Regions from separate parts of the Homo sapiens genome. Here region 1 is linked to region 2. The links are chromatin contacts, found by Hi-C or POLR2A ChIA-PET in ENCODE. All regions are on one chromosome and are shown on one strand. The core of a region is the stretch at or near the end of the contact, and the rest is flanking DNA. Distances in the headings are between cores, read along the strand shown.

What was found. Hi-C counts contacts between places; a loop is a spot of excess contacts on that map. ChIA-PET counts read pairs that join two places held with the same protein, here RNA polymerase II (POLR2A). Pooled maps may share reads with other maps.
Region 1: a loop to region 2 is called in a map of PC-9, with 2.2 times the contacts of the local background. The contact joins the enhancer-like site here to the promoter of CNIH3 in region 2. A Hi-C loop is called at or near these places in 4 of 168 maps with a recorded cell type or tissue (Caco-2, PC-9, endothelial cell of umbilical vein and 1 more) and 4 of 50 pooled maps. POLR2A ChIA-PET finds 5 or more read pairs at or near these places in 2 of 52 experiments (PC-3 and activated CD4-positive, alpha-beta memory T cell).

The regions. Positions count from the first base shown.
Region 1 is chr1:224,649,802-224,654,849 of GRCh38, reverse strand. All of the region lies in intron 1 of CNIH3 (cornichon family AMPA receptor auxiliary protein 3), which reads right to left. Among named protein-coding and RNA genes, the nearest start is that of CNIH3, 36 kb to the right of the region's middle. Within about 2 kb of position 1,914, at least 5 of the 41 ENCODE cell types and tissues checked have a DNase peak (open chromatin) inside an H3K27ac peak, as active enhancers do; they include PC-3, PC-9 and endothelial cell of umbilical vein, where a contact is called at or near this core.
Region 2 is chr1:224,612,921-224,618,572 of GRCh38, reverse strand. CNIH3 (cornichon family AMPA receptor auxiliary protein 3) reads right to left here and starts at 2,256. Exons shown (of 6, transcript NM_152495.2): 1 at 1,318-2,256. The coding sequence starts at 1,398. It overlaps CNIH3-AS2 (CNIH3 antisense RNA 2), which reads left to right and starts at 2,346. Exons shown (of 4, transcript NR_183287.1): 1 at 2,346-2,375; 2 at 2,837-2,961; 3 at 3,146-3,369.

The DNA.
Region 1 (5,048 bases), core at 665-3,164, 37 kb before region 2:
CACCATAGGGATTGGAATTAGTTTGGCCTAGAAAAGTTTCAAAGCAGGTACTACTTGTTACTAGTTATTAAGCAGAGGTATTTTTTATTAAAAATCTTGGTAATGCTCCTGTAGACTATCTGGCTTTGGGCAATACAGCTTCTTAATGAATTCTCCAGAGTGAATTATTTGCAAAGTGTGTCCCTAAGTAACTAAAGGAAGTGACCTGCTGTATGGAGTTATTGTGTATAGCCAATTAAATCCTGCAAGGCATTTGCTGATTCAGTTTTTAGAAACAGGCATCAACAGTGGCTAAAATCAGTGTCTACTGAGGTCACACCTAGTTTATGACCAAAGAAAGGAAGAAAAAGCTGTATATCAGCATATAGAATATCTTCTTTATTAAACAAACAAAACCCAACTCTACAGCAAGGAGGCATGCATCTGGGCTATTCAAAAGCAACTTAAAATCTTTTTTTCGTTGTTGTTGAGATGGAGTCTTGCTCTGTTGCCTAGGCTGGAGTGCAGTGGTGTGACCTTGGCTCACTGCAACCTCCACCCCCGGGTTCAAGCGATCCTCCTGCCTCAGCCTCCCAAGTAGCTGGGATTACAGGTGTGCGCCACCACAACTGGCTCATTTTTGTATTTTTAGTAGAGACAGGGGTTTCGCCATGTTGGGCAGGCTGGTCTCGAACTCCTGACCTCAGGTGATCCGCCCGCCTTGGCCTCCCAAAGTGTTGGGATTACAGACATGAGCCACTGCATCCAGCCAAATCTTTTTTTTTTTTTTTAAACAGGGTCTCACTCTGTTGTCCAGGCTGGAGCACAGTGGCACAATCACAGCTCACTGCAGCCTCGACCTCTCAGGCTCATGTGATCCTCTCGCCTCAGCCTCCCCAGTAGCTGGGTGTGGTAGTGCATGCCTGCAGTCCCAGCTAATTTTTTCATTTTTTTAATAGAGACAGGGTTTCACCATATTGCCCAGGCTGGTCTCAAACTCCTGGCTCAAGCAGTCAGCCTGCCTCGGCCTACCGAAGTGCTGGGATTACAGGTGTGCACCACTATGCCCAGCCTCAAACTCTTTAAAGGAAGAGAGGCTAAGGCCCAGCTGCCTTCCTTTGTTCAAAACAGATATAGGCCATACTGACTCTTGAGGTAGTATTAAAAAGCAACAGTAACTGAGAATTTATATTGAGTTTGTACAGCGTCACCAGTTCACAGAGTGAATACTAAAGAGAGACTGCAAAGTCTTGTATTTTCCTTAATAGATTTCTTCACAGGAGAAGTATGTAAAAAGTGATCCATAAAAATACAGAAATACCCAAAACTCCATTGCTCCTCATCGAAAACACCAGACTGAGAAACACAGATTCCAAAATTCAAGGAAGAAAAACATAAAATTTAGATGAAATGTCTAATAAACTACAGTCACTTTTTTTTTTTTTTTTGAGGTGGAGTTTCACTCTTGCTGCCCAGGCTGGAGTGCAATGGCACGATCTTGGCTCACTGCAACCTCTGCCTCCTGGGTTCAAGTGATTCTCCTACCTCAGCCTCCCAAGTAGCTGGGATTATAGGCGTGTGCCACCACGCCAGGCTAATTTTGTATTTTTAGTAGAGATGGGGTTTCACCATGTTGGTCAGGCTGGTCTCAAACTCCTGACCTCAAGTGATCCGCCTGCCTCAGCCTCCCAAAGTGCTGGGATTACAGGCATGAGCCACTACAGTCTTTTAATGATGAGGTCCTCCCAGTTTGAAAAATGAGAGCCAAAAAATGGTTGACAAGGAATATGTAGAATAATTAATAATTTATTTTAGTTGTCAAACCTAGGCTAGTGACTCACCAGGGCTGGCACAAAATGTGCCCCCTTCCTCCAGCTGGCCTTCCGGTGGCCTTCCTCCAGCTGGGAATTTCCAGTGAGTTGTGCTCCTGCTGTGTTCCCAATACCTTCACCCTCTGAACACCTGTGCAGCTAGAGCTGCTGAGACCCTCACATGTGGGCTTAGGCAGAGAGAAGAAGCCCACGTGTGCTGCGCCAACCCTCACCAGGGACAGAAACCCATTAGCAGCCTCAGCCCCACCAATTCGTGCAACCTGGATTTAGTTTTGCTTCCATGGGCTTGGTTTCTGGAAGTCCAGAAATGAGCCCTGGGCATCTGTGGAGCCCCCTTGCTGTCCTTCCTGCTCCTTCTACGTTGATGTGGTGTGTGCAGCCAGGCTACATCCCCAGCCACCCACACAGTAGAGGACTGGCTCGCCATACCTGGAACACCTATCAGGGGCCCGACGCTCCACTTAGCTCTTGCCTACCCCTCTCCTAAGGGGCCTTAAGTCCCTTCTTCTTCCCTCACTTCCTTTCTTCCTACACTAATCAACTGGCTAGAGTCCAGCTGACGGCAAGCTGATTCACTGCTTGGAACGGACACTTCTGCCAACCAAACTTTCAATAGCACTTCCCTACCGCTAGGTCTGAGTCCTGCCTGCTCAACTCATCAAACCTGTTAGCTCTTGTGCACAGACCACTCCATAGCCTGTTTGGAATGTAGCCAGGTTATACTCCCCCACCTTATGTCCAGTCCCAGTCCAGGAATGTTAAAGTTACCCCAGTTCGCCATATAGATCTGCTTGCTCCCATCTGGTCATGCCTCTGGCCAGAGGCAGCACACAGGAAAGAAGGGTCTGGGTGAAGTCACAAGGCCCATTACCTGCCATCCCTCAAAACCCAGAAATCCCAGGTCGAAATCCCAGGCCAATATTCCTGCTTTGCAAGAATATCCAACAGGTCAATAATGTTATGAAAGTTTCTCACCCTCACTGGTTGGCTAAGGAGTGTGACAAGGGTGACAAGGAGGTATCATTTTACACCTAATGGATTGAAAAAAATTTTGTGATAAGTTACTGTTGAGGAAGCAGGGAAAAAGGAGCCCCCACCCATGGCTGGTGAAAATGTGAACTGATAAAGCCTTTGGAAAGCAATCTAATAATATCTATTATTAACGAAAATACACATATCCTTCACTTAGCAATTCCCTGAGGATTTATCCCATTGAAATAGACACCACTAGGTAAGAATATATGCCCAGGTACTGTCTGAGATCACAAAAAACTAGAAACACATAAAGTCCAGTCAATAAAAGCATGATTGAATAAACAGTGACACATCTAAATCTGGAATATTACGCAGTTCTGAGTTAGACCTTTACCGATTAACTCAGAGGGACTCCATGAGCCATTATTCAGTGAGAAAAGCAAGATGCAGAGATGCAAAACCAAAATCAAGACACACTCTAAAAAGCATTAGTGTTTATGTAAGATGACACGAACACGAAGAAACAAATGAAGGATATACACCAGGTTGCTAACACCGGCAACCCTGAGAATGGAGGGGACAGTGGCTGGAGGAAAGGGTTAAGCAATGACAGCAACAAAAACTGCAACTTTTTTAAAGTGATGGTAAAGAAAACCAGAATGTGTGATGTAATCCCTTATCAACTATGTAAAATTACGTGTGTGCCCGTAAAAAGACACATGAAAGTACAGTCACCAGAACGCTAACAGAGGTGACCACTACGTAGTTTCCTTATTCCTGCACTGCACAAGTGATGTTTTTTCCCATAATCAGGAAAATACTCCCCATACTATTTTACCATTGTTTTCTTTTTTATTTCCCTGCTTTTCTAACTCTATGGTCACTACAAACTCACTACTTCCCACTAAATTAACTACATCATAGAAACTGCTGCTCACTGCACTGGGCTCGATGTTCACTGGGGCTTGGGTGTGTGTTTGTGCGTGTGTGTGTGTGTGTCCATGTCCCTCTTTCTGTTTCTCACTTTCACTCCAGCCCACCATCTACTGGAAAACTGAGCCTCCCCATGTGAACAACCACACAGAAAACTGAGGACTTGCTCCAAAAGACCCCATCAAGCCAGTGTCCACGCTGAGCACCTGGGCTCTGTACTCAGCTCATTTTCCCTTGCCCAAGGAATCCAGATCTTTACCTTGTGAGGAGCTTTGCCTGAATTCCAGCAGCAACAACAGGGGGCTCCACCAGAGACCCAAGGAGTCTTCTCCCCTGTCATCCTCTCAGGAGCTGGGTTCTGATGAATCTTTCCTGACTTTTACTCCCAAAAAGAGAGTTTATAAAGCCTCTATATCCTCGCGCACATAGAAAGCCGTTTATGAACAGCATGCCAATTTGCTAAAACAACTTTTGTTGTTGCGGGTGTTTAAATTGGAGCAGTCCTTCCCTCCACTGCCCACCCCTCCACCCCCACCAAGTTTTGCCAACACAACAGCCCCAAAGTCCCAGAGCCAAGAACAGAACTAAACACAAGGTCAGCCAGGTCAGGGGCTGCTATCCTGTGTGAGGGAACAGAGCCAGGCACTTGGCTCTGGTGTTCATTTGCACATTCTTTTACATAAATTTGCATGTTGGCCTCCAGAAGCCTTACTCCAAGTATTAATATTTAAAATCAAATTGGTTAGTTTGTGCAACCTCCAGGAAGTATGTACTCAGCCTCCCTGCTTGATCGAGTCCAGAGAAACTTGTATCCCGTGGAAAAATGCTCCTTAGGCAGAGAGCGCCCTGGCCCCATACTCCTCAGTCTTCACAGTGGAGGTTCCATCCTTAGCCTGGAATAGGTTATCCAGTCTCCCAAGCCACCCCTGAAGATGCTCCCCAGCCTCAAAAGCTAGTTAAGAGTGTGGTCACTAGTTAAGAGAATTAGTCACTTTTAGGACACTTAGGTTGTGTATAATGCAGAACTTCAGCTCTTGCACTTGACACACAACACTTCGTGCCTGAGGAAGAGCATTTTTGTAGATAATTGTGCATAACACCTACCATCCCTGAAAGCAGAAACCACAGCTTGCTATTTCTAAGTTCCTGCTATTTCAAAGACCTCTAAGATTTCTGCCATTTCAGAGACCTCTAAGATTCTGTTAAGAACAACAATTTAGTGCAGTTGTCTTTCTGCCTGGCTGTTTAAGCTTGCACACATTCTCCTCGATTTGGATTTACAACAGAGAGATTATACAAGCAGTGAAGAGCAAGCTAGATGCAAAGCAA
Region 2 (5,652 bases), core at 1,007-3,506:
TTCCCCTCTCCTCTCTGTCAGAGCCCTGTAGCAGGAGCTGCTCTAGCTGCTTAGTTCTATTTTAAGACAAACTCTCACTCTGCAAACCACTTATAGAAAACAAGGGCATCTCACCCACCCTGCAATTTTCTCCACGTCTTCATTTTGGGTCATCCCCACTGTATGAGAGTCTGTGATGCTCACCAGAACCATGCCTCCAAGAATTCGTCTCAGGGTCCTTCTCTGTCACCTAGACGCTGGGCAGGGCAAGGCTGTTAAAGGTGGGAAATTATGCACTGGGGTGCTCCTTCTAAACATTTGGCCTTGGCCATTCTTCCCACCAGCCCTCTGAGGGTGAGGATAGGGGGCTTAAACAACCTCAGAGAAGGAAGCCTTGAGAGTTGCATGCACTCGCTAAATGTTGCACAGTCTTTGAGAGGACCGGCGTACGCACTCCTGCGCGCTCTCTCAGTACTTCTCTTCCCCTATTCAGAAGCTTGCGCTCCTCTATTCCCACCCACACCTAAAGAACTGGGATCCACGGCTGCCCTCCACCTGGCGTAGCCCCGGGAAGGGTGACAGGAAGCTTGTGTGGGCTGGGGACGCTGGGGGCCTAGCGGAGGTTCGCCACCTGCAGGGGGTCTTCAGGAGTCGGACTTCAGACGCCAAGAGGGCAGATGGAGGACACCGTCGTCGCTCTCCACGGTCTCTCTTCGTGACTTTCCTCCATGGCCTTAATGATGCCTGCCCTTCCCAGTCTCCCTCGCCTCCTTGCTCTTCTCCTTCTCGCCTTTCCCCCACCGCCTTCCACTTCGACCCCCATCGCCTGGTCTCCTTCCTCTCCGTGGGCTCGGCTTCTCCCTACCTCTTACAAGGCGCTCCCGTCGTGTTTCCACTTTGTCTCCAATTATATCTAAATGCAACCCACCACAGATGCTGACATTTTAAATGTTTAGTTATTATAGCTACTTGACTAATTGCCGGGACCGACGGCGGCGCTTCTCCTTCGCCTCCCGCCGGCAGGAGAGGACGGGGCGGGAGAGGAAGGGGTTAGTTGTGGTTGTAGCCGCCACTCCCCGGCGCCCGGGACCCGGGACGCCCAGTCGGGCCCTGCAGAGGGTGTCCTACCTGGGCACCAGCGGCCCCTCGCCTCCAGCCAGGGCACCGAAGGCGCGCCCGGCGGGATGCAGCGAACTGCCTCCTGCCCCGGGACAGTGGAGCGGCAGAAGGTCCAACCTTCCGGTTCGCCCACGCCCGCAAGGTGGAAAAAGTGGGGTGAAATCGGGGAAATTTAGCGAAATTGGGGCGAAAGAAGAGAGACCAAAGCGTGTTACTCACGTGCCAGATGGCGAAGAAGATGAGCGCAGCGCACAGCACCAGAGACAGCATGTAGCAGAACGCAGCGAAAGTGAAGGCCATGGCCGGCGGACCCCAATCCCACCACACACGCCAAGAAGCCCCTAGGAGCCCGATGCCTCCCTAGAGGACCGCACTCCCTCCAAGGAGCCGCGTCTGCACGCTCCTCTCCAGGCTAGTGCCCAGGAGGGCGCACAGCTAGCGAAGCGACTCGAGGGTCAGCGAATAAGCGCTGGATTCCCGCAGGCTCCGGCGACCCCAGACCCGGCCCTCCGGCGAAGACAGGAAAACGTGTGTCGAGAGTCGCTGGAGGGAACCGTCCGCAAATCGAAGAAGAAACCAAATCAGCAGCGAACACCTGCAAATTAGTGCCAAGCTGTGAGCCCCTCGAGACCAACACGACAAGCGATGCGACGACTCCACGGAGGACCGAGGGAGGAGGTCCCATTCGCCCCAGGAAGAGCTCTCTGCTTTTCTCCACTAAACCGCTGAGGAGAGACGAGCGCTCCGCTCCGGACCCTCCCGCGCCACCGGGGCGCAAACGGATAGTGTCCAGCGAGGTGCCCGAGCGGCCTCCGAGCTCCTCCCAAATCCCAGAGCCGGGCAGCGCTCTTTCCCGAGAGAAGGAGTCTTTAGGTAGCCGGGAGGAGGTAGGTCCCGTTGGTCCTGCGCCCCAGACGCGGCTTCCAGCGCAGCCGTGCGCTCCGAGGCGCGCCCGTCCCCAACCGTGACTCCGGCCAGCCGGCCTCCGCAACCCAAGTGTCCCGGAAACCGGGGGTCGGACCGGGGCGAGCACTGGCTCCACCCAACGGGCCAACTCCAGCCCGGGTGGCTGCAGCAGTGGGTTTCAGGCCAAACGCTGTAGCTCGCTCCACCTGCTGCTGCCGCTGCCGCCGCCGCCGCCGCCGCCTTTGCCACTGCGAGAACTGTAGCGGTGCGACCCGGGATTCCCTCCTCTCGGCGCCCCACCCTCGACTCCTGTTCCGCTGAGCGCGCCCTCCCCGGCGGGCGGAGACTGCAGCGCCGGGGGCTGAGGAAAGGTGGGTGGCGAAGCGCCGCCGGGCGCTTGGTGGCCGCTGCCGCCGCCACTGCAGCTGTGCACGCCCGCCTCTCGGAGGAAACTTGAAGCCAGCAGTACAAGCAGGGCTGGAGGCCGAGCGGAGGTGGGGCGGGACCGGTTGGAGCAGGGACTCTTTAAACACGTGCGTCTGGAGGAGGTGGGAAGCTGCGGAAGGGTATGGTGTGTGCCTCGCGCCTAAACGCCGCAGCCGCCCCTCCCGGTTCTTGCAGTTTCGCCTATCGGAGTGGGAAGTGTGGGGACTTGGGGCGTTGCCTAGTGTTGGTTGGGGATACAGTGCAAGCCTTGGATCCCAAAGCTGCTTGGATGGATTTTACCAAACTGTAGCATACTCAGTGCTTAGGGCTGCGTTTACTGCTCTGCTCCCAGACCCTGCAAAATTCTCCATTAACGTCCTTCCGTTGCATCCTCTACCCTCCCCAGCCATCCGACCTTGGGACTAGGGAAACGTGGACTTGGTGGGCTATTCTGCGCTGAAGAGGCAGCAACGAGGGCTCGGTGGTATTGGTGTTGGTCCTAGTGGAATTGTCAAGAGGATGCTTTTGAAGGTAGACCGTTTTCTAGCTGCAAGTTACCTAACCTCTTTAATCCTTAGTTTCCTTATCAGAAAAACATAAATAAGAGTAGAGTCAAGCCATTTCAAAGGATTAAAAGGGAACATAAGTAAAAAACCTAGCACTTGGTATACGTTCAATAAGTGGTAGGGATTATTAATTGCACCCTTTCCCCCAGTGGCCCAGCATCTTGGAAGTTCACCATGCTTGCTTTGCAAGAGATTCCTGACGCTGCAGTGAAAGAGGTCCAGTCATTCCAGAGAGAACTTCAGTTTCAGACAAGTCATCAAATCCAGAAAGCAAGGAAAAATACCCTGAAAGACGACTGGCAAATCTCGGTGAAAGAGTAGACGCACTTCATGGATTGGAGTGAATCTTAGAGCACCTGGTACCTTGCACAGGGTGGGAACTAGATAAATAACTATTGCTTGATTCTGACTCTGGTGTGCTAGTTTTCCTGTTCACAGATGTGATTCCAATGCCTTGAGAGCTGGAAGGGATGAATTCCAGCAAGATAGAGATACAGCTTTCTAGTGACAGAACTGGAATCCTGTCTGCGGACTCCTAATCCTGGGCTCTTTCTACTATGCCCCAACATTCCTGCAGCTATTTGGCCACATCTTTTACTTATTTATTTATTTATTTATTTATTTATTTATTTATTTATTTGACGGAGTCTCACTTTGTCGCCAGGCTGGAGTGCAGTGGCGTGATCTCTGCAACCTCCACCTCCCTGGTTCAAGCGATTCTCCTGCCTTAGCCTCCCGAGTAGCTGGGACTACAGGCACGCACCACCACGCCCAGCTAATCTTTGTATTTTTAGTAAAGACGGGGTTTCACCATGTTGGCCAAGATGGTCTCGATCTCTTGACCTCGTGATCTACCCACCTCGGCCTCCCAAAGTGCTGGGATTACAGGCGTGAGCCACCGCTCCAGGCCCTTCAATTTATTTTATTTTATTTTTTTGAAGACAGTCTTGCTGTGTTGCCCAGGCTGGAGTGCAGTGGTGCTATCATAGCTCACTGTAGCCTCAAACTCCTTGCTAGGACTACAGGCATGCACCACCACACCCAGATAATTTTTGTTTTGTTTTGTTTGCAGACATAGGTCTCAATATATGGCCAGGCTGGTCCCAAACTCCTGGCCTCAAGCAGTCTTCCAGCCTTGGCCTCCCAAAGCGCTGGGATTATAGGTGTGCACCACAGTGCCTGGCCTCATATCTCCCTCCAGTTTAGAAACTAGATGCCTTTCAGTGAGAAGTGGAGAAATTAGAGCAAATCCAGAGGCTGATGACCAGAGCAATGAACCGATCTACATTTTATTGCCTCTGGGTCAGGACCGGCTACATACTTTGGAGGGCCAAGTGCAAAATGAAAATGTGGGACTTTGTATTAGGCCGTTCTTGCATTGCTATAAAGAAATACCTGGCCAGGCATGGTGGTTTATGCCTGTAATCCCAGTACTTGGGGAGGTCGAGGTGGGCAGATCACCTGAGCTTAGGTATTTGAGACCAGCCTGGACAACATGGCAGAAACCCCATCTCTACAAAAAATACAAAAATTAGCCGGGTGTGGTGGCATGCACCTGTAGTCCCAGCTTCTTGCAGGGCTAAGGTGAGAGTGTTGCTTGAGCCCAGGAGGTCAAGGGTGCAGTGAGCTGTGTTCATACCACTGCACTCCAGCCTAGGCAATAGAGCCAGACCCTGTCTCAAAAAAAAAAAACAAAAACCTGAGGCTGGGTACTTTATAAAGAAAACAGGTTCAATTGGCTCACCGTTCTGCAGGCTGTACAAGCACGGCACCAGCATTTGCTCGGCTTCGGGGGAGGCCTCAGGGTTGCTTTTATTCATGGTAGAAGGTGAAGCAGGAGCAGGCATGTCACATGGCAAAAGCAAGAGCAAGAGAGTGTTGTGGAGAAGTGCCACACACGTGTAAATAACCAGATCTTGTGAGAACACTCTCTTTATTGCGAGGACAGCACCAAGCCATGAGGGATCCACCCCCATGACCCAGACACCTCCCACCAGGCCCCACCTCCAACACTGGGGATGACATTTCAACATGAGATTTGGGCAGGGACAAATAACCCAAACTATATCAAGCTTCTTGATTAAAAATTAATAATTTCAAGACAGCAACAGCAGAACATTAAGCCAAGCATGAGGCCCTTCTGAGCACAAGACCCTGGACAGCTGTAGAAGTTGAATGCCTACAAATCTAGCCCTGCTCTGGGTTATACCCTATGTTGCTTTCTCTTTTACAGAAGTATTTCTTCCAGTATAAATTGTCATTAAAGAAAATTTGGAGGTCAGGCACTGTGGCTCATGCCTGTAATCTCAGCACTTTGGGAGGCTGAGGCGGGTGGATCACTTGAGGTCAGGAGTTCGCGATCATCTTGGGCAACATAATTAAGACCCGGTCTCTACAAAAATGAAAATAAAATTAGCCAGGCATGGTGGTGCACACCTGTAGTCTCAGCTACTCAGGAGGCTGAGGCCAGAGGATTGCTTGAGCCCAAGAGGTCAAGGCACAGTGAGCTGTGATCATGCCACTGCACCCCACCTCGGGTGACAAAGCGAGAGCCTGTCTCAAAAATATAAAATAATTTGGAAAATATAAAAATGAAAAAGATAAACACCACAGTTTGCTGCTCTCAGATACCACCAACACAATCCTGGTGTATTTC